2 separate regions of the Mus musculus genome follow, and region 2 is linked to region 1. A link is a contact called in ENCODE POLR2A ChIA-PET data. All regions are on one chromosome and are shown on one strand. Each heading gives the region's core, a stretch centred on a gene start or an enhancer-like site at or near the end of the contact. The rest is flanking DNA. Distances are from core to core; before and after follow the strand shown.

Region 1 (5,734 bases), core at 3,178-5,677:
TAATCTTGTGACTCCTTTACACATTTTTCATTCTTCAAAACATCTCCTTAAAGTCCACAATTCACTTACAATGCTCCTCGCGCTACCAAAGCCTCCACATTTTGTTTGTCTATTTCCAGAGCTTTATTGTATTCGTTCATAGCATCCACATGTCGCCCCACCTTAAAATAATCGACTCCAATCTTCACACTGAAAACACATTTGTGAAACATCACAAATATTTTACTAAGTATCTAAATAAAATGTTAGTATAAATCATTACTAAATTAAGAAGCATTTAAATTGGACAAATATTTAGTTTTTAAATTACTCTCAGTGTTTAAAAAGCACCTCTGCTTTTACAGATATTCAAATATTAAGACACTAATTCTTTCTGGAAAACAATTCTGAACAAAATTTGTCTACTAAGATTCTAATGTAAGACCTTTATGAATGTCATTCACTTGTAAACACATTCTAGTCTTACTGATGCTGAGAGAATTCGTGTCTAAGTTACATACTAGATAACTGCCATTGTTAAACAGAACAATCTCCATACCATTTTAAAGCCCAAGATGCTGACTGCTTCTTTCTTAATGCTGAAGCAAAATCATCTTCAGAGAAATTTTTGCTATAAAGAAAATGAGAGTCAAAAATGTAAATACTTTAGAAGTACACTTCATTCTGTCTCTGGTAGATACAACAGTGAAATGGTGAATTTCAAGCAGGAAATTCGTATTACATCTATACAGCCAAGTCCTTTTAAATTGTCAAATGTGAATATTACTGTTAAATGTTAGTCTTAAGCATATATATGAACTTTTCTGTTTCCTCCTCTACTTGGGTCAAATGGCATATTCCTAGCATTGCTTAGCATCCAGACCAGGAGGAGATAGGCTCACTTCACTCAACCTTCAGTATATTCCTATTGCTACGGTCAACGTGTTCTTCAGCTATGTAGCCTCTGAGCTAATCCACACCCCTCACCACCTTTATCAGCTAAGAGAATGCAGATCTACTTTTACCTTTGTAGGCCTCTCATTAAAGACGGTGGATGAGATTCATCTATTCCTAGTTTCTCTAGAAGGAATTCAACTACTCCTGGATTAACAAATCCCAGAGAACTCTGCATGATATTTTCATAGGACTCCAAAGAATTACTATTTAGTTCAACACTCCTCCTTTGTAAAATAAAAAAAAAAAGGAAAAAAAAAAGAAAAAGAAAAAAATCAGAAACACAAACAGTAAGGAGCACACCCGACTTTACTAGAAATGTGACTCTAGGAGGGTTAAACACTAATGCCACTTTTGTACACAAAAGACAGGCACTATTATGCTATAACTGTCTACCAAGCTTAAAGTAATTTACAGGCTATAAAATGCAATTCCAGTTGTAATTTGTTAGAAATAGATAAAAGATAAATACCTGTAGTACAAAGGAAGCTCTTCAGAAGTGATCACACCTAGTTTAATGCCAGCCATGTGTGGAGGAAGAGATGAGCTATACAGAGATACTGCAAGCTTTTCATGGTATCTGTCAATATCCTTGATTCCAGCTTTGAAGAAGAAAAAAGGAACAAACAATAAAAAAGTGAAAACAAAAATAAACTTTTCAAACCCTACCTCTATTAAACTACATTTTCAACATTAATTTGAAAATTTTAATTAGTATGTTGAAGTTGATCACCTCGAATTATGTCACCAGTTTGATAATATGATAAAGGATCTCCATGGTTACTGTGAGAAGGCACATCTCTTAAGGGACAAAGAGCCTGCAAGGAGAAGTATTTGAAAACACCACACATTTGACTCTGGCAAGAACAGTATCTCGTATCTTAGTTATTCATTATGAATGGTAATACTGCACATTAACAATGATAAGTCTAAGTCTAACACTATTTCCTTTTTAAGAATCCATAATTATACATATTTACAGGGTACAATTATATAGTGTTTACAGGGTAGCAAATCAATACACATATACCATTATCCTATTGGTATAATTAGTAATAGACAGATACCATTTCTTTGGGTTTAGTCTTCAGATTCTTTTCTGGTCATAGACTAGCCACCCTCCTGTGCTCCAGAACACCTCATCCTAATCCAGCTGCAGTTACCTACTTTCCTTCAGTCCTCTCCCCCTTTTCTGACTCTGGCCACTCTAGTCTACTGTCTTTTTCAGTATTCACAATGTGAACATGTGATATCTGTCTTTCTGTGTTTGCCTTATTTCATCAGAGACAGGGTCTTTCAGGCCATCCAGCATACTTTCATTCTTTTTGATGGCTTTAAACAACTGTTAACAGACATGTCAGTGACTTAAATTTAAGAATTTTTTTTTGTTACATTTTGTGTCCAACCACAATAAAACTTGTTTTTTAGCTTTAAGAACCAAGATACAGTGGTGGCACACTCCTTTAATCCCAGCACTCGGGAGGCAGAGGCAGGCGGATTTCTGAGTTCCAGGACAGCCAGGGCTACACAGAGAAACCCTGTCTCAAAAAACCAAAACCAAACAAACAAACAAAACCCCAAAAAACCAAAACCAAACCAACAACAACAACAACAAAAAAAACCCAAAAACCAAGACACAAAAGCTATTAGCATTTTAAATGAGGTGTGCACCCTCCTGTTGTATATGTCTTCTCTTCACATGGTGAGACAGAGAGCCGACATGAACAGTGTTGGGGTGAAGCACTCCAAACGGAGGCAAGCACGTTATTACAGCGAGAGAGAGAGAGAGAATGTTATATGTTTAATATGATAGGAAGGACTTGCTAGATTACTTACATACGAACATCTAATGTGCAATTATTAAGCATATGTTTAACCACAAGATATCTGTTCAGAATACCAATGAACATCATCACAACCACTAATCTCTATGATGTCAAAAAGGAGACTGACCTGCAAACAGAGTTCTCCAAACCTTGAAACACCCACAATGGAGGAAACGTAACACTCTAGTACTTGTTTTTTTTTGATAGGGATTCACTATAGAGATCAGGCTGGCCTTGAACCCACCTCTGTTCAGCCCACCTCTGCCTCCTGAGAACTAGGGTTAAAGGCATGTACTGTCAATGTCCAGCTCTCTAAGGCTTTTGGTAAGAACAACTACTGTTTTTTTTTTTTTTTTTCAGCTTATCTTTAACCCTCCCCCCCCAATATCCTACCAGGTAAATGTAAACAGACTTGGATAAGCACATAATTTTTGCATGGGATGAGTGTAGAGTGACTTACTGTGATTTCTAAGTGCGAAATATCTCTCACGATGCCACTTCCTAAACAGATCAACACCATGAAAAAACCAAACTCCCGAATAGAGCTAATTCTTCCAATCACTATATCACCACGTTCAATATCTCGGAAGAAGAGCTCTCTCCGGTCCATGCTTGGCATCTCCATGAACTGCTCTAAGGGTGGCATGACCGCATAAAGATCTGGAATAAAATAAAACCAAATCACCACGATCATTCTGACTTCCTTCTCCTTTGATAAAATGCTTTAAACTAACCAGTAAATCTTGAAAAGCTTCTCAGACTAAACTTACTGTCATTGTCGTCATGCACTTCAGAGGGTGGAGATGCGTCTGATTTCCAAGACAGTGCAAAAAGCAGATCCGCTTTTTTAGAGATGAATTTTTGTATTTCAATGTTGTCAACTCTCTTCTCTTTCCTTAAAAGAAAGGTGACTATATACATGTACATATATATATATATATATATATATATATATATATATATTTTTTTTTTTTTTTTTCACTGATCCACGCTCTCATACATCCAAACTCGTGTACGGCAGTTTTCATCACCCAACCCTGCTTAGTGTCTCCAGGGGAAGTTTTATTTATTTTAGCTTTTCAGTATGCATTTATTTAGTGCTGTGATGTGGCGTCCATGTGCCACCGTGTGCAACTGGGGGATCATAGGACAAGGCTGGGATTGGTTCTCGCCTACCCTTGCGAAGCCTGGGAATCGGTCAGGTCAGGCCGCTCGATGGAAAGTGACTTTACCCACTGAGTTCCGGAAGAAGTTTTAAGCCCGTTCTCTCTGGAAACGGGAGCAGGGAAGCTTTGGCGGCGGCTCGGAAGGCGCATCCCGGCCATTCAGCCCGGAGCCAGTGCCTGGTCACACACCCCGGGGCTCGGTCCCTCCTGTCCGCCCCGCGCCCCGGCCCGGGTCACGGCCCCGATACCTGCCGGCTCCCGGAGGAGGCGCCGCGCCGCGGGCTGGCTCGGCCGCCGTGCCCAGCAGGCTCCGGAAGTGCGGGTTGTCCTGCTGTTCACTCCGCAGCAGCGACAGCAGGGCCGGGCCGTGGCAGCCCAGCGACTGCCGCAGCAAGTCGCGGTCCATGGCGAGCCCGCCAGGCTCCGGCGTCCGAGCCCGCGCTCCCGCAAGCCGAGGGAAGCTGCCCGGACGCGCTAACCTCCCGGAAGCGCTCGCGGCGGCGAGCTGCCTCAGTCTCGCGAGACCTGGCGGGACTACGGGAACCCGCAGGAAGCGCGAAGCGGGTCTGGCGCCGAGGGCGGAGTAAGGCTGGAGGTGTGACGTGTGGGGACGCCTGAGCTTAGCACGTACGTCGGGCTGTGTGGTTCCTAGGTCGCCAAGGCCAGAGCTCCGGTCTCTTTTTCACCGGGTGCTGCCGAGTTCAGCGGTGCAAGGGTGGCTGGGCGGCCGCGGAGGAAGTTTCCTCAGTCCTGTCTGCCCGGGGCGGCGCCCGCGTCCCCTCAGGATTGCCTCAAGGTGGCGGTCGCAGGAAAGCTGCCTGCTAGACCGACGTGGGGCAGACAGACAAGGACCTACAGTTGACTTGGCGGCGGCTGGAGGCGTGTCCACCTTGTTTCTCGCTGCCTTTTAGAGGGATGTGGCTGTCACCAGCCCGGAGAGCTTTAAAGCGCAGCGCGCATGCTCTGTTCTGGCGTGGCTTTGTAGGAGTTTTAGGATAAGCTGCCTACTACTAGGGTGATATCTGTGGGCTGCCTGGTACACACTGGTACCGAGTGCTTTAGGTGGCTTACTTAAAACTGGCCAGCGTTTGCTGGCTACACTTCAGTGCTAGCTCTACACCGAGTGTAACCCATAACCCCACACAACTTTGTTCTACACCTGGGCACCACACCCATACCATCAGGGCTTTTGTTTGTTTGTTTGTTTTTTGTTTGTTTTTTTGTTTGTTTTGTTTGTTTGTTTGTTTTCCAGTTACAGGGGTTTCGAATTCATTTTCTTTCGTGACAAATACGTGATTTTTGAAAGGGACAGGACACTGGATAGTTGACCAGACCAGAGGGGGTACAATGGAAAGTGAGGGAGTTGGTTAGTGCTTGGGTTTTCAGCATGCTAGCCAAGGATTCTCTCTACCACTGAGCTACAACCCCACCTACATTTTTTTTAACTTAAAAACTCTCCAAGAAACTTTAAAGAAATATGAATAGTTTAATGAACTGTTGGGAGGGGGTGGTACAGGGTACGAAAATGGTGAAGGAAATGAAGAAAGCAGAATATTCCAAACAGATTTTCACTGCTTGGTTTCTAACCCTACTTTTACTGTGATTTCAAATTTCATCTTAAAAGTAAACACATAAGCCGGGCGTGGTGGTGCACGCCTTTAATCCCAGCACTTGGGAGGCAGAGGCAGGTGGATTTCTGAGTTCCAGGCCAGCCTGGTCTACAGAGTGAGTTCCAGGATAGCCAGGGCTACACGGAGAAACCCTGTCTCGAAAAACCAACCAACCAACCAAACAAACAAACAAAAACCA
Region 2 (5,169 bases), core at 398-2,897, 44 kb before region 1:
CTTTAGCCCCTGACACCAGAAGTCCTGTAGGGGATGCCTCTAGAGAGGCCATAGGGCAATGGCAAGAGCCAGCTGTTGGAGCTGTACTGCTGTGCTGGTTGGGTGCCTGGCCTGCCACAATTGGGCTTGGGTTGAACCTGGCAAAGATTCATAGCAATCAGAAAGAATTTAAGAAGTGAATTAACTTTTCAAATACCAGTGCATACTATTCTCCCTGGCTTAGTGTGTGGAACACACACAACTCAGCAACTGGCACTGGGAAGGCAGTTGGGATATTATGTTTGTCAGCTCACCTTTTGGATGGGCCGTAGGTAGGAGTGTTGTGCTGTGAGCATCTTGCTGTGGATGCCGTTCTGCTCTTATGTTAAAGCTGACTGACTTGATCAGAACTTCGATGGTGTAGAGTTGGAAACCCAGAGCCAAATTATCTTGAGCTATCTTTAGTCTCCTTAATAGCCAGCCGTTCATTGCCCATTTGACCAGGTAATGCTTGTTGGGCTGTACTAACTTAGCAAACCACTAGCTTTCACCAACCCCAAAGCTATGAATGTCACCAGATAGTATTTGAAACCTATGGATAGCACTGACTTCCCAACTATGCTGTTGTTGGGAAGAAGCAAAGGAAACTTACTCCAGGCAGTACCATTTCGTTTTCAGACTCCATTTAATCATAGGGATAAAGTAAATTCAAGGTCCCAGATCCCAGGGAAGCCAGGGGCTTCCCCATAGCTGAACATCTTCTGTTGTAAACGGTTGAGTCTAGACATCTCAGGCACAACTTCTCTGTCTTGCTGGCAGGGTTAAACAAGTTCATATGCTCCTGCCAGCGTCTTTGTCCCCTTATCACTCTTAGCTCTGGACCTAATGTCTTGGAGAATGAATTAAGGACCTTGAAGCCAGGTGCTCTGTACAGGCTCAGTCTCCCAACAGGTACTCCCATGTTTAACACATAATGTCAAAATACAATTGGATAACGCTGCAGTTCCCACCAGCTCCCCACTTTGAATTGTGTTACCATCCTATAACAATGCTGTATAATCTCCCACCCCGTACGTGGTTCAGATCCCAAACTGGCTGCCTCCCTGAGCACTCAGAAAATAAAGCCTTAATTTTTAAATTTCCATCTCTAAAGTGAGTTTTCTCAGCTTCCATCTCAAACCCAATACTAACAGTCTTTGGTGATGTTTTCATCAATGCATTGGAAAAATGCCTTGATTTATTGCTTCCTTTTCTTCTGCAATTACAAAAACGTAGTGAAGCAAGTTTCCATGCGAGAACATGCTATTTGGGGCAGCCTGGATCTGTGTTCCCAGATCATGGTCCCTTATATATGACTTAAGAACAAATCTGAAGCCACTTTTGGGTATTATACTATCCCTCAATCTGGTGGTCGTCCATCCTGCTATCCTGTAGTCCACCATCCTGGCACCCCAGGAGCCTATGCCTTCCATCCCCGAACTTTGTGGTCCTCTGGAGCACCCGAGCTTCCAGATTTGCACGTTTTGGAAGTCCTGGGAGTGTATCTATCCGTGCAAAGAGAGCTGTGCCTCACAGACACAGGCAAGCAAATTCTACCGGCTGCAAAAAGGACAAGGGAATTCTCAAAGGAAGTTCCGCCTTCCAGCCTGAGTGCTTCCTGTTTGGTAACTAAGGGCGCCTGGCTGTTGCTAGGGCCGCGGAATACAGACGGTTAGGCTTGGCTGCGAGCTCCAGGGAACGGTTTTGGGTGGCTTGTCTGTGATTCCTTTGAGCCTCGTACGCCATGTGCAGTGAGTTCTTGTCAGAGCTGCACTGGGAAGATGGGTTCGCCATCCCCGTGGCCAATCAGGAGAACAAGATCCTGGAGGATCAGGTGAGGAGGACCGGGTGGGATTTAGGGGAGAGACGACCAGAGGGGAACAGCTGAGGAATGGTAAAAGGGCTGGTTGAACGCCGCCAGGACTGCCAATGGATGACCAGGTAAAGACTAGGTAAGGAGTGTAAATAGAGGATGCTGGGCTAGGTGGGTATCCAGTGGGAATCCGGGGGAGGGCCAGGGAAGACCAAGTCCCACGTACAGGTGCCGCGCTGCTCATTTGCACCTCTTGTGGCCTGACTTCATCACTTAGATCTGATACTCCGGCCTCCCCACTTTCTCTCCTGCTCCTATCAGTTACTACACATTTGAAAGTTTTATCGAAGCAACAATTTCTATTCAGGGCCATAAAACCCGAGTCTCACTCTTCCAGCTGTTTCAGGTGCCAGCTAGCAGGCCTTTCCCATCCAATTAAGGATCACAAATGCATTTTTGGTGTTTCCTAGTAACCACCATTTACACATGTGCACACACAAGACACATTCTTGCCAGCATTTGTGTTTCTGTGATGTTTAAAATCGCTTGAGGTGCTTTCAAGGAAAACATTTTAGTGAAGTATGCAATATAGAGTTTCAGAGTGAGAATCGAGGTGTCACAAGATGGTGAAATATTTCACATTGTTAGGACAAACCTGCACCAACTAAAATACATGCAGTTTAAGTCGTTTTTTTGTTTGTTTGTTTTTTGTTTTTTTAATTGCAACCGGCTCCACAAAGTTAATGCATCTTTAGCAGTCACCCAAAGTCCCACGAAATGGTACTAGGGTGTGGGGAAGAGGGAACCAAGAATTGAAGATTTGTGCAAATTGACAAGGTAGAAGAGAATATTTTCTGCCCTCTGAAAGTGAGCATAAAAGACTTTTGGGTAAATCTTCTGAGAAGACTGGAACGTTTGGAATGCTCTGCTCTGCTCTGCTCTGCTCTGCTCTGCTCTGCTCTGCTCTGCTCTGCTCTGCTCTACTCTACTCTGCTCTGCTTTGCTCTGCTCTCCCCTCTGGTTAGGATTGGGCATTTCCCCTTAAGGACCATCAATATTAGGACAGATAAAAGATCACTGCTGGTGCCCGAGTCATAGCCGCCAATTGAAGGTTTGGAGCCAGCCCACCAACCTGATGGGTGTCTTGTTGAACTAGAGATGAGATGGGCAGGAGACACTGTATAATTAATATATTATTACATTGTATAAGAGGTATTTAGGAGAGCGATCCTGCTGGCTCTACAGTTAGCATTTGAATTTAAGGTTCTTGTCCTGTAGTTTTTATGCTCCTCCTTTCATTACGTTACCCTTCTTTCTTTTCGGGGTATGTGTTTGTGATGTATGGTGGTGGATGTGACTAAATAGTGTACATGTGTGCGCATGTGTGCAGAGGCCAGAGATCAAGCCTAAGCGCCATCCCCCAGGCTCTACTTCTACCTTACTTTTTGAGGCAGGGTCAATCTTACTGGGATCTGGGGCTACCAGATTAGGCTAAGATGGCAGACTAGTGAAGTCCTCCCAGCTCTGTTTCCTTTATGCTGGCGTTACAAGAACATGTCACATGGCTGGCTTTTTTTCCGTGGATGTTTGCAGAGAAATGTAGTTCCTTCCCTCCCCCTCTTTCCTCCTCTCTTCCTCCCTTTCTCTTCCTCCCCCCTCCTTTTTGTCAACACAAGCTGGAATCATCTGAGAGGAGGGAACTTCAACTGAGAAAATATCTCCATAAACTTGGTCCTGTAGTCAGTCAAGCCTGTGGGGCTTTTTTTTTTTTTAACTAATGGTTCATTGGGGGGGGGGGGCACACCTGCTGTAGGTAGCGTCAGCCATGGCCCTAGGTTGTCTAAGAAAGCAGGCTAAGCAGCCTATGAAGAGCAAGGCAGTAAATAGCATTCCTCCACGGCCTGTGCTTCAGTTCCTACTTCCAAGTTACTTTCCCTACTTCAGTTCCTGTTCCAATTTCCTCAGTGGTGCATGGTTGTCTGGAAGTGTAAGATGACATAAACTGTTACTTTTGGTCATGGTGTTTGTCATAGAGATAGAAACCTAAGATCATAAGACAGCCCACAAGTTAGAGATGTATGTAATAGGATTTCCCTAACCCTGCTGTATGAGAAGTACATGCTACATGAACTATAGTATTAATCTCCCAAAATAGTCTCTAGATGGCAACATTATTTACATTTAAAAGATTGGTAGAATTTTAAGAAGTTCCTGTGGAAATTTTAAAAATAAAGATGGCATGGACTAGATATCTGTGTCCTTCCAAAACTCAAATTTTCAGTGTGATGGTGTTTGGGAGATAGGATCTCTGGAGGGATGTTTATACTAGCTGCTTTTCTGTTGCTGTAATAAAACTTCATGATCAAGGAAACTTATTAATCAAGGCATTTAATTGGGCTTTGAGGGTTAGTAGTTTTGTAAAGGTCACAGTCAATGACTGCAGGAGTAGCTGAAATCTTATTCTCAAAATGTAAGCAGGAGGCAGAGAGCATACTAGAAATGGTATGAGTTTTTAAAACCTCAAGCCCACCCACAGTGACACACCTCCTCCAAAGCCACACCTCCCGATCCTTCCTAAACAGTTCTACTAACTAGGGACCAAGCATTCAAACATGAGTCTATGGGGCCATTCTCATTCAAATTACCCCAAAGGTGGAGCTCTCATAAATGAATCAGTGCCCGTATAAAAAGAGGAAAGAGAGAGATACTTTCTCTGTCACATTTAGATACAGAAAGAAGACATTTGTTTGCAAAGTAAGAAGAAAGGGCTCACTAAGAATCTTGCAATTCTTAGCCTGTGTAATTGTGACAGATACATTTCCGTTGCTTTAGGCATCAAGTCTCTGATATTTCTGTTATAGCATGTCAAACTGACTATAATGCAAAGTAAATGAAGATTTGGTTTGCTTTTTAATCATGGCATTTGTTACTTAACAGTTGGCAAAGCTCCGAGAGGAAAAATCAAACTTGCAAGATCAGCTTCATGACTATGAAGAACGAATTAATTCTATGACTTCTCACCTTAAAAATGTGAATCAGGAATTTTTATTTACACAGGTACAGGAACATGTTGTGTGTTGTCATTGGGTATTACGTGCCACATTTGCTCTGATGATTTTACGTTAGAGCTATAACAGGAAACCTCATCCTAACCACATGATTATGAACATAGTTTTGAACCTGAAGGAGACAGAAAGAATGTTTTGAGAAACTTAAGTACTGTTCTCAGTTGCTAGCAGACTCCTTGAAGAAGAACTCACTATCAAGCTCTCACAGAGTGTTAACTGGCAGTCCAGCACAAGGAGGGGGCCGTGGGGTAGTGCAGAGTGACTGAAGGT

The links. ChIA-PET counts read pairs that join two places held with the same protein, here RNA polymerase II (POLR2A).
Region 2: POLR2A ChIA-PET joins it to region 1 with 38 read pairs in Patski. The contact joins the promoter of Ccdc39 here to the promoter of Ttc14 in region 1. POLR2A ChIA-PET finds 5 or more read pairs at or near these places in 3 of 5 experiments (Patski and embryonic stem cell).

Annotation. Positions count from the first base shown.
Region 1 is chr3:33,798,876-33,804,609 of GRCm38, reverse strand. It overlaps Ttc14 (tetratricopeptide repeat domain 14), which reads right to left and starts at 4,427. Exons shown (of 12, transcript NM_027619.4): 1 at 4,174-4,427; 2 at 3,530-3,654; 3 at 3,220-3,419; 4 at 1,667-1,751; 5 at 1,406-1,535; 6 at 1,005-1,160; 7 at 539-610; 8 at 70-189. The coding sequence starts at 4,331.
Region 2 is chr3:33,840,788-33,845,956 of GRCm38, reverse strand. It overlaps Ccdc39 (coiled-coil domain containing 39), which reads left to right and starts at 1,647. Exons shown (of 20, transcript NM_026222.2): 1 at 1,647-1,852; 2 at 4,769-4,888. The coding sequence starts at 1,763.